Linked DNA regions of Homo sapiens: region 1 is linked to region 2. A link is an interaction called in ENCODE POLR2A ChIA-PET data of the cell type or tissue named here. Cell type or tissue: HepG2. All regions are shown on one strand. Each heading gives the region's core, and the rest is flanking DNA. Links, peaks and the distances in the headings are about the cores only.

Region 1 (5,381 bases), core at 326-5,325, 77 kb after region 2:
TGAGCCCAGGAGGTCAAGGCTGCAGGGAGCCGGGATCATGCCACTGCACTTCAGCCTAGGTGACAGAGCAAGACCTCATCTAAAAAAGAAAAGAAAAGAAAAGAAAAGAAAAGGAAAGAAAAGAAAAGAAAAGAAAAGAAAAGAAAAGAAAAGAAAAGAAAACAACTAGAGGTGGGAGGATCGCTTGAGCCCAGGAGTTCAACCAGGCTGCAGTGAGCCATGATCACACACCACTGCACTCCAGCCTGGGCGACAGAGACTCCGTCTCTAAAAAACATTTTTTTTTTTTGAGACGGAGTCTCACTCTGTCGCCCGAGCTGGAGTGCAGCAGTGTGATCTCGGCTCACTGCAAGCTCCGCCTCCTGGGTTCAAGCAATTCTCCTGCCTCAGTCTCCCAGGTAGCTGGGATTACAGGTGCCCGCCACTACACCCAGCTAATTTTTTGTATTTTTAGTAGATGGGGTTTCACCATGTTGTCCAGGCTGGTTTCGAACTCCTGACCTTGTGATTTGCACGCCTCGGCCTCCCAAAATTCTGGGATTACAGGTGTGAACCACCGTGTCCGGCCTAAAAAAATTTTTAAAACCACACAACAAGAGACAAGACAGTGAAAAGACAACTCACAGAATGGAAGAAAATAGTTGCAAAACATGTATTTGATAAAATATTAATATCCAGTATATATAAAGAAATCCTACAATTCAACAACCAAACAAACAATCCAATTCAAAAGTAGACAAAGAAAAGAAGCCAGGCATGGTGGTATGCGCCTGTAGTCCCACCTACTTGGGAAGCTGAGGATTGCTTGAGCCCAGGAGTTTGAGGCCAGCCTGGGCAACACAACAAGGCCAGGCCAGTCTCAAAAAAAAAAAAAAAAAAAAAAAAGCAAAGCCTTGAACAGATGTTTCTTTATTTTTATTTATTTATTTATTTTGAGACAAGGCCTCACTCTGTCACCCAGGCTGGAGTACAGTGGCGCAATCACAGCTTGCTGCAGCCTCTATCTCCCGGACTCAACCAGTCCTCCCATCTCAGCTTCCCTAGTAGCTGGGACTTCAGGCACACACTACACCCAGCTAGTTTTTGTATTTTGTATAGAGAAGAAGTTTCACCGCGTTACCAAGGCTAGTCTCAAACCTCCTGGGCTCAAGCAATCTGCCTGCCTCAGCCTCCCAAAGTGCTGGGATTACATGTGTGAGCCACCGTGCCTGGCCAGTGTTTCTTTAAAGAAGATAGAAAAATGGCTGGGCACGGTGGCTCATGCCTATAATCCCAGCACTCTGGGAGGCCAAGGCGGGCAGATCACTTGAGGTCAGGAGTTCGAAACCAGCCTGCCCAACATGGTGAAACCCTGTCTCTACTAAAAATACAAAAATTAGCTGGGCATGGTGGCGCATGCCTATAGTCCCAGCTACCAGGGAGGCTGAGGTGGGAGAATCTCTTGAACCCTGGAGGCAGAGGTTGCAATGAGCCGAGATCAAACCACTGCACTCTAGCCTGGGCGACAAAGTGAGACCCTGTCTCAAAATTAAAAAAAAAAAAAAAAAAAAGAAGAAGATACAGAAATGGACAACAAGCACATAAGGAGATGGTCATCGTTACTAATCATTAGGGAAATTCAAATCAAAACCACAATGAGATGCTACTTCACACACACTAGGCTAGCTATTATAGAAAATAGAAAAATAAGTGTTGGCAAGAATGGGGAGAAATTGAACCCCTTGTGCATTGCTGATGGGAACATAAAATGGTGCAGCTGCTGCAGAAAATGGTACGGCAATTCCTCAAAAATCTAAATATAGAACTGCTATATGAGTCAGCAATTCCACTTCTGGGTACATGCCCCAAAAAAGTGAAAACAAGGTCTTTCAGAGATATGCGTACACCCACATTCACAGCAGCATAGCCAAGGGGTGACAGCAACCCAAGTGTCCATCGATGGACACATTGATGAAATATGATATATGCATACAGTGGAATATTATTCAGCCTTAAAAGGCAAGGAACGTGCTCCAATACAGATGAAGCTTGAGGACGTTGCGCTAAGTGAAATCATCCATTTACAAAAAGACAAATATTATATGATTCCACTTGTATGAGGTGCCTAGAGTCATCAAATTCATAGAGACAGTAGAAGGGGCTTGCCAGGGACTGGTGGGGAGAGAACATGGGGAGTTAATGTGTCATGGGTAGAATTTCAGCTGGGGAAGATGAACGTGTTCTGGAGATGGATGGTGGTGATTGTTGCATCACAATGTGAATGTTCTTAACACCACAGAACTGTACATTTAAAAATAGTTAAAATGGGCCGGGCACGGTGGCTCATGCCTGTAGTCCCAGCACTTTGGGAGGCCGAGGCAGGTGGATCGCCTGAGGCCAGGAGTTCAAGACCAGCCCGTACAACATGGAGAAACCTGGTTTCTACTTAAAATACAAAAAATTAGTTGGGCATGGTGATGGGTGCCTGTAATCCCAGCTACTCGGGAGACTGAGGCAGGAGAATCGCTTAAACCTGGGAGGTGGAGGTTGCAGTGAGCCGAGATCGCGCCACTGCACTCTAGCCTGGCAACAAGAGTGAAACTCAGTCTCAAAAAAAAAAAAAAAAAGGTTAAAATGATATATCTTATCAAAATAAAAAAAGTAATTGCCTTGCATCATCAATAATGAGACAAAGCAGGGTGTGGTGGCTCATTCCTGTAATCCAGCACTTTGGGAGGCCTAGGCAGGAGGATTGCTTGAGCCCAGGAGTTCAAGGCCAGCCTGGGTGAGTCAGACCCCATCTCTAAAAATAAATAAATAAAGATAAAGCCTGGGCGCAGTGGCTCACGCCTGTAATCCTAACACTTTGGTAGGTTGAGGTGGGCGGATCACCTGAAGTCAGTAAGACCAGACTGGCCAACATGGCAAAACCCCATCTCTAGTAAAAATACAAAAATTAGCTGGGCATGGTGGCACGCACCTGTAATCCCAGCTACTGGGAGGCTGAGGCAGGAGAATCGCTTGAACCTGGGAAGTGGAGGTTGCAGTGAGCTGAGATCGCACCACTGCACTCCAGCCTGGGCAACAGAGTGAGACTCTGTCTCCAAAAAAAAAAAAAAAAAAAGATGAATAAATAAGACAAAGAAACAAACGAACAACATACACATTGCAGTGAGTTGTGACTGTGCCACTGCAACCTAGCTTGAGTGACAGAGAGAGACCCTGTCTCTAAAATAATAATAATGAAACAAAACAACAATAATTTTTCCTGATACGATTCACTGGGAAGGATATGACATCACATCCTTGATTCCTGTCATAAATATTTAATCTAGATCATGATGAGTAAACATTAACAAACCCAAATTGAACGACATTCTGCAGAATAAGTTACCTGGAGTTTTCAGACACATCAACATCAAAAAGAGGTGGCCTGGCATGGTGGCTCATGCCTGTAACCCCAGCACTTCGAGAGGCTGAGGCAGGCTGACCTCATGAGTTCCAGACCAGCCTGGGCAATTTGGCAAAACCTCATCTCTACAAAAAACACAAAATTAGCTAGGCATGGTGGCACGTGTGCTTGTGGTCCCAGCTACTTGGGAGGCTGAGGTAGGAGAATCACTTGAGCCTGGGAGGCAGAGGTTGCAGTGAGCCAAAATTGCACCACTGAACTCCAACCAGGGCAACAGAGCAAGATCCTGTCTCAAAAAAAAAAAAAAAAAAAAAAAAAAAAAAAAGAGAGGTAAGGAAACTGCCCAGATTAAAAGATATTAAAGAGACATAGCAACTAAATGTAACAGGCGATCTTTGATTGGACTCAGGACCAAAAAGAAAACAAATCGGCCAGGCACGGTGGCTCACACCTGTAATCCCAGCACTTTGGGAGGCCCGGGTGGGCAGATCACAAGGTCAGGAGATCGAGACCATCCTGGCTAACACGGTGAAACCCTGTCTCTACTAAAAATACAAAAAATTAGCCGGGCATGGTGGCGGACACCTGTAGTCCCAGCTACTTGGGAGGGTGAGGCAGGAGAATGGCATGAACCCGGGAGGCGGAGCTTGCAGTGAGCCCAAATTGCGCCACTGCACTCCAGCCTGGGCGACAGAGCAAGAGTCCGTCTCAAAAAAAAAAAAAAAAGAAAAGAAAAGAAAAAAATCTACAAAGGACATTATTGGGACAATTGGAGAAATTTGAATGTAGACTGAATATTAGAGACCAGTGCTAATTTAACAATGATAAATTTCCTGTGTGTGATACTGCCGTTGCATAGGAGAATGTCTTTGTTCTTTTTTTAATTTAATTTTATTTTTTGAGACAGAATCTGGGTCTGTTGCCCAGGCTGGAATGCAATGGCATGATCTTGGGTCACTGCAACCTCTGCCTCCTGGGTTCAAGCGATTCTCCTGCCTCGCCCTCCCGAGTAGCTGGGACTAAAGGCGCATGCACCACCACGCCCAGCTAATTTTTGTATTTTTTTAGTAGAGATGGGGTTTCACCATGTTGGCCAGGATGGTCTCCATCTCCTGACCTCGTGATCCACCCACCTTGGCCTCCCAAAGTGCTGGGATTACAGGCCTGAGCCACCTCACCCAGCCCCAGTTAATTTTTGTATTTTTAGTAGAGACGGGGTTTCACCATGTTAGCCAGGCTGGTCTTGAACTCCTGACCTCGTGATCTGCCCACGGGTGACGGAGTGATACTCTGTCTCAAAACAAACAAACAAACAAACACAAAACTATGGAGAAAAGTGTAAAAAAAAAAATGACCACCTTCTCAGGAGGGTACTAACTGGGAAGAGGCATGAGGAAAATTTCTCGAGTGATGGAAACACTATATGTTGAACACGGTGGTGGTCTCATGGGTGTATACAGGGATAGAAATTCATCCAGATGCATAAATTGAGCTTCAACAAAAAAATTAAATATTAATAGTATTGAAGACTGTTCTTGGGCTTTGACCCACTGGCCACAACTTCTTGTTGGCCTAAGGCCTTCGTGCTCTATGTTTGAGTGTAGTAACACTCATGCTCTATGTTTGAGTATAGTAACACTCAAAAAAGGGTGGTTATTGTACCTTCGGAGCTGGGTTATGGCTGACCCTCCCAGGCTCTGGGCAGCTACTGTGGTGCCCCACCTGCAGGAAGCAGAGAGGAGCCAAGATTGAAAGGGAGTATTAACTCCCGGAAAGGACGGGATTTACTAGCAGGAAAAGGAAAAGTTTTGTGTAAAGCACATGGCACCGGGCTGGGAACCTTGCGTTTCCTCCTTAGGGCTTTCTGACTCATGCTTCCCTCTGCTCTGTTTCAAGGTCTTTGCACACCTGCCTCTTCTTGGTCCCAGGACCAAGGTGCCTCCTTAGAGAGGCCTTCCCTGATGCTTCACCAAACATGGTACCCACCTGT
Region 2 (5,381 bases), core at 118-5,117:
CAAGTAGCTGGAGTTACAGGTGTGAGTCACCATACCTAGCTAATTTTTTTGTTTGTTTGGTAGAGATGAGATCTCATTATGTTGCCCAGGCTGGTCTTAAACTCCTAGGCTCAAGCAATCCTCCTGCCTCAGCCTCCCAAAGTGCTGGAATTACAGGCTTTAGCCACTGCACCCCTCTGACTATGTTTCCCGTTGTGTGTTAATTATGGTCAGTGTGAGGCCCACCCTAGCCTCCCAAAGTACTGGGATTACAGGCGTGAGCCACCACACCCGGTGGATGTAGAATTTTATCAAATGCTTTTCTAGCATCGATTGAAATAATCATATGGTTTTTGTCCTTCATTCTGCTGATACGATTTTATCACATTGATTGGTTTGTATAAGTTGAACCATCCTTGCCTCTCTGGGATAAATCCCACTTGGTCCTGATGAATGATCTTTTTAATGTATTGTTGAATTCAGTTTGCTAGTATTATCCTCCTTATTGAGGATTTTTGCATCAATGTTCATCAGGGATATTGGCCTATTTTTGTTTTTTCGATGTGTCTTTGCCTAGTTTTGGTATCAGGGTAAAACTGGCCTAGTAGAATCAGTTTGGAAGTATTCTCTCCATGTCTGTTCAGAATAGTTTCAGTAGGATTAGTATTCTTTTTTTTTTTTTTTTTTTTTGAGACAGGGTCTCATCTGTCATGCAGGTGTAGTGCAGTGGTGCGATCTCAGCTCACTGCAACCTTTGCCTCCCCGGCTTATGTGATCCTGCCACCTCAGCCTCACTAGCAACTGGGACCACAGGCATATACCACCATGCCCATCTAATTTTTGTATTTTTTGTCAAGACAGGATTTTACCATGTTGACCAGGCTGGTCTTGAAATCCTGAGCTCAAGCGATCTGCCTGCCTTGGCCTCCCAAAGTGCTGGGATTACAGGAGTGAACCACCATGCCCAGCCAAGTATTAATTCTTTAACTGGTATAATTCAGCAGCGAAACCATCTAGTCCCAGGCTTCTCTCTGCTAAGAGACTTTTTATTATGGCCTTAATCTCATTACTCTTTGTCTATTCAGGTTTTAGATTTTTTTCATTGTTCAATCTTTGTTTTTATATTCATGTCTGGTACAGCAGATTCCAGCAGAAAAACCAAAAAGATTTTCTTTTACATTTTGTTCTCTGTTGGCAAAACATGTTTTTCTTCCTTTGAGCAACAGTAAACTTCCATAGTTCCTATAGGGGAGGTGGTGGCAGGTAGGCAAACTTGGCCTCTGAGATATTAGACAGTTTGCCCTGTCATAGTTTGGAACAACATGGCTGAGCCTGGCATACAGGAGTCCTGATTGGTAAAGGGCTGTAGCTGGAGCAGCATGCTGTCATTGTAGCTGTGCAGTGCCATGGACATACTGTCAGTATTTGGAGAGAAATAGCAATTCTGTTATATGTGTGGGGTCACTGTGCCTCGTAAGTCAGTTCCTTCTTACAGTAGGTTTGGTTGGAGTTCCTGTTGAGCTTCAATATGAAACCTTAGAAACCTAAAGTAGTTGGTGGTTCTTTCTCATGGGCTGTCCCCACATACACAGTGTCCAAGTTGTCTTGAACCAATTCTGACTATAATTAACACACAACAGGGAACACAGCCAGCCAGGTGCAGTGGCTCAAGCCTATAATTCTAGCATTTTGGGAGGCTGAGGCAGGAGGATTGCTTGAGCCCCAGAGTTCGAGACCAGCCTGGGCAACATAGCGAGACCTCATCTCTACCAAACAAACAAATGTACAAAATGAGCCAGGTATGGTGACTGACACCTGTAACTCCAGCTACTTGGAGGCTGAGGTGGGAGGATCACTTGAGCCTGGGAAGTCGAGGTTGCAGTGAGCTGTAATCACACCACTGTACTCCAGCCCGAGCAACAGAGCAAGACTCTTACCTCAAAAAAAAAGAAAAAAGAGAAAGAAAAGAAAACCTGAAAGGCTGAGAAAAACACAGAGTTTATTGTAGTGGTATCTGTACAATTACAAAAGGTGAAAAACAACCAAAGTGTCCAGCAGCTGTATGTGGGGCAGTTAGGTAAAACTGTAGTATGTCCATTTCGGTGGAATGTTACACATCCTTACAGTTTAAATGTATGAAAAGGTTTTAATAATATTGGCCACAGGACACAGAGTATGGTGTGTTCACAACTAAGAGCTTTAAAAAAAGGAAAAGAAGCCAAAATATCTGGATGAGAATGGGTCATTTTTTTCTTTATAATTGTTAATATTTTGTAGTTTGTCTTCAATTTATAATCAGGAGGAAACCTTTTCCCTTGGTGGTATACAACTCAAAGAAAAAGTACTGAAGAGTATAAAATACTGATCTAAGGATTAGGTCTGTGACGTTTTATTTTAAAATGTGTAACTCTTACGGTACTAATGTGTTTGCCTCCTTCTGCCACCAGGGGGCAGACCGGGCCGTTCCAGTGCTGATCATTGGCATTCTGGTGTTCCTACCCGGATTTTACCACCTGCGCATCGCTTACTATGCATCCAAAGGCTACCGTGGTTACTCCTATGATGACATTCCAGACTTTGATGACTAGCACCCACCCCATAGCTGAGGAGGAGTCACAGTGGAACTGTCCCAGCTTTAAGATATCTAGCAGAAACTATAGCTGAGGACTAAGGAATTCTGCAGCTTGCAGATGTTTAAGAAAATAATGGCCAGATTTTTTGGGTCCTTCCCAAAGATGTTAAGTGAACCTACAGTTAGCTAATTAGGACAAGCTCTATTTTTCATCCCTGGGCCCTGACAAGTTTTTCCACAGGAATATGTATCATGGAAGAATAGAGGTTATTCTGTAATGGAAAAGTGTTGCCTGCCACCACCCTCTGTAGAGCTGAGCATTTCTTTTAAATAGTCTTCATTGCCAATTTGTTCTTGTAGCAAATGGAACAATGTGGTATGGCTAATTTCTTATTATTAAGTAATTTATTTTAAAAATATCTGAGTATATTATCCTGTACACTTATCCCTACCTTCATGTTCCAGTGGAAGACCTTAGTAAAATCAAAGATCAGTGAGTTCATCTGTAATATTTTTTTTACTTGCTTTCTTACTGACAGCAACCAGGAATTTTTTTATCCTGCAGAGCAAGTTTTCAAAATGTAAATACTTCCTCTGTTTAACAGTCCTTGGACCATTCTGATCCAGTTCACCAGTAGGTTGGACAGCATATAATTTGCATCATTTTGTCCCTTGTAAATCAAGATGTTCTGCAGATTATTCCTTTAACGGCCGGACTTTTGGCTGTTTCCTAATGAAACATGTAGTGGTTATTATTTAGAGTTTATAGCCGTATTGCTAGCACCTTGTAGTATGTCATCATTCTGCTCATGATTCCAAGGATCAGCCTGGATGCCTAGAGGACTAGATCACCTTAGTTTGATTCTATTTTTTAGCTTGCAAAAAGTGACTTATATTCCAAAGAAATTAAAATGTTGAAATCCAAATCCTAGAAATAAAATGAGTTAACTTCAAACATTTCAGAAAACATTTTAATGATTTTATGATATCTTTAATCCCAGTACCTAGATCTACCTTAGTTTCTAGGTAGCTGGCATTGTGGGTCACACTCAACTTTCCCTAACTCTGAGGTTATGGACTTGGGCAACTGGAAGCCTGGACATGCCATCAGCTGAGTTGCAAGGCTGTGGGAAGAGCAAGTTTTAGATGTCTACTCAATATCCAAGTGGAGCTGTTGAGGAGGCAGTTGCGATGCATGTGTGTGTCTAGAGTTTAAGAGTGGGTCTTGGATGGAAATAGAAATTTGGGAGTCAGCATTTGGACAGTATCTTAAAAGCTAGAGGGCTGTTTGAGATCACCAGTAGAGTGAGTATAGTTGGAGGAAAAAAAAAAAACTCAGGAAGTGAGGGACAAAGAGAGGGTGACCTGAAGCAGCCTCCAAGATTAGGGACTTTTGGTAATGGGAATGTTGACTGGGGAGTCCAGTAATCTAGAGTGCCTGAGCCTTGACAGTGAATATGTGAGGTGATACATAAAGCTTTATCTTGGAGAGTGGTTGCCGAGCAAAGCTCAGATCAGAAGGTTTTGGCCAACCAAATGATTTGGTTTTTTTATTTATTATTGATTGATTGATTTATTTATTTATTTATTTATTTATTTATTTATTTATTTATTTTGAGACAGAGTCTTGCTCTACTGCCCAGGCTGGAGTGCAGTGGCACAGTCATTTCTCACTGCAGCCTTGAATTCCTGGGCTCAAGTGATCTTCCCACCTTTGCCTCCCAAAGTGTTGGGATTATAGGCATGAGCTACTGAGCCTGGCCTATTTGGTCCTTTTTTAAAAAGTTGATGCTGCTGGTCAAAAAAATAAACAGAAGGGTATAAAGTGAAAAGTAAACATTTGGGCATGGAGTGGAGAGTGTACATTCACTCCAGCTTACCTCTCAAGATTTTCCAAATAAATTTCTTAATATACCCTTCCTGAAATGCTCTAAGCACATAAATATATATCTGGTTTTTAAAACTTGGGCTCCCATTGTATGGTTCTATAATTTCCCCCCCCCAATTCTATTTTGTATATCTTTCCATATCCATGGAGATCAGTCATATTCTTGTTAATGCACATTATAAGTGTAGTTTTTCATACTATGCATTTAGTAGTCATAGGATCAGAGCAGAAATCAACCAACTTCCTACCTGGGGTAGGAATCTCCTCCAGAGTCCCCTGAGGAATGACCTTTGCTGCTCTGTTTGAACATTCACACTTGTAATCTCATTCCAGCTGGCATTGTTACAGAAGTATCATTTATGAAGCCAAAATCAGACTCCCTGCAACTTCTGTGTTTTGACCATAGTTGTATTATTTGGTGTTTTATAGAAAAGACCTAAACCTCTACGGCCATACTACCCTGAATGCTCCCGACCTCATCTGATCTTGGAAGCTAATCCGGGTCAGGCCTGGTTAGTACTCGGACGGGAGAAAAGATCTAAACCTCCATAATAATGTTGAACATTTCTTGACCCCTTTGCCAGATATTCTGCCAAATACTTTCATTACATATCTCATTTTAATCCTTAGAAAAATCCTGAGTTAGCCGGGCACAGTGGCTCATGCCTGTAATCCCCGCACTTTGGGAGCCCGAGGCGGGCGGATCACCTGAGTTTGGGAGTTTGACCGTCCTGACCAACATGGAGAAACCCCATCTCTACTAAAAATACAAAATTAGTTGGGCGTGGTGACACATGCCTGTAATCCCAGCTACTTGGGAGGCTAAGGCAGGAGAATTGCTTGAACCCGGCAGGCTAAGGTTGCGGTGAGCCAAGATCGCACCACTGCACTCCAGCCTGGGCAACAAAGCCAGACTCCGTCTCAAAAAAAAAAAAAAAAAAA

What was found. Peaks named below come from ENCODE experiments on the same cell type or tissue, not always from the same donor. Only the 100,000 strongest peaks of a DNase experiment are listed, where the experiment ranks them.
Region 1: POLR2A ChIA-PET joins it to region 2 with 5 read pairs; 8 of 35 experiments call an interaction of 5 or more read pairs at or near these places.

What each region holds. Positions count from the first base shown.
Region 1 is chr20:5,020,773-5,026,153 of GRCh38, reverse strand. No RefSeq gene overlaps it. Among named protein-coding and RNA genes, the nearest start is that of SLC23A2, 22 kb to the right of the region's middle. In HepG2, for the core only: no CTCF peak of the experiment used is centred there; DNase peaks (open chromatin) are centred at 973 and 2,763.
Region 2 is chr20:5,097,977-5,103,357 of GRCh38, reverse strand. It overlaps TMEM230 (transmembrane protein 230), which reads left to right. Exons shown (of 4, transcript NM_001009925.2): 4 at 2,427-3,508. The coding sequence ends at 2,567. It also overlaps the pseudogene RNA5SP474. Among named protein-coding and RNA genes, the nearest start is that of TMEM230, 12 kb to the left of the region's middle. In HepG2, for the core only: a CTCF peak has its summit at 2,427 (motif pointing right); a DNase peak (open chromatin) is centred at 2,427.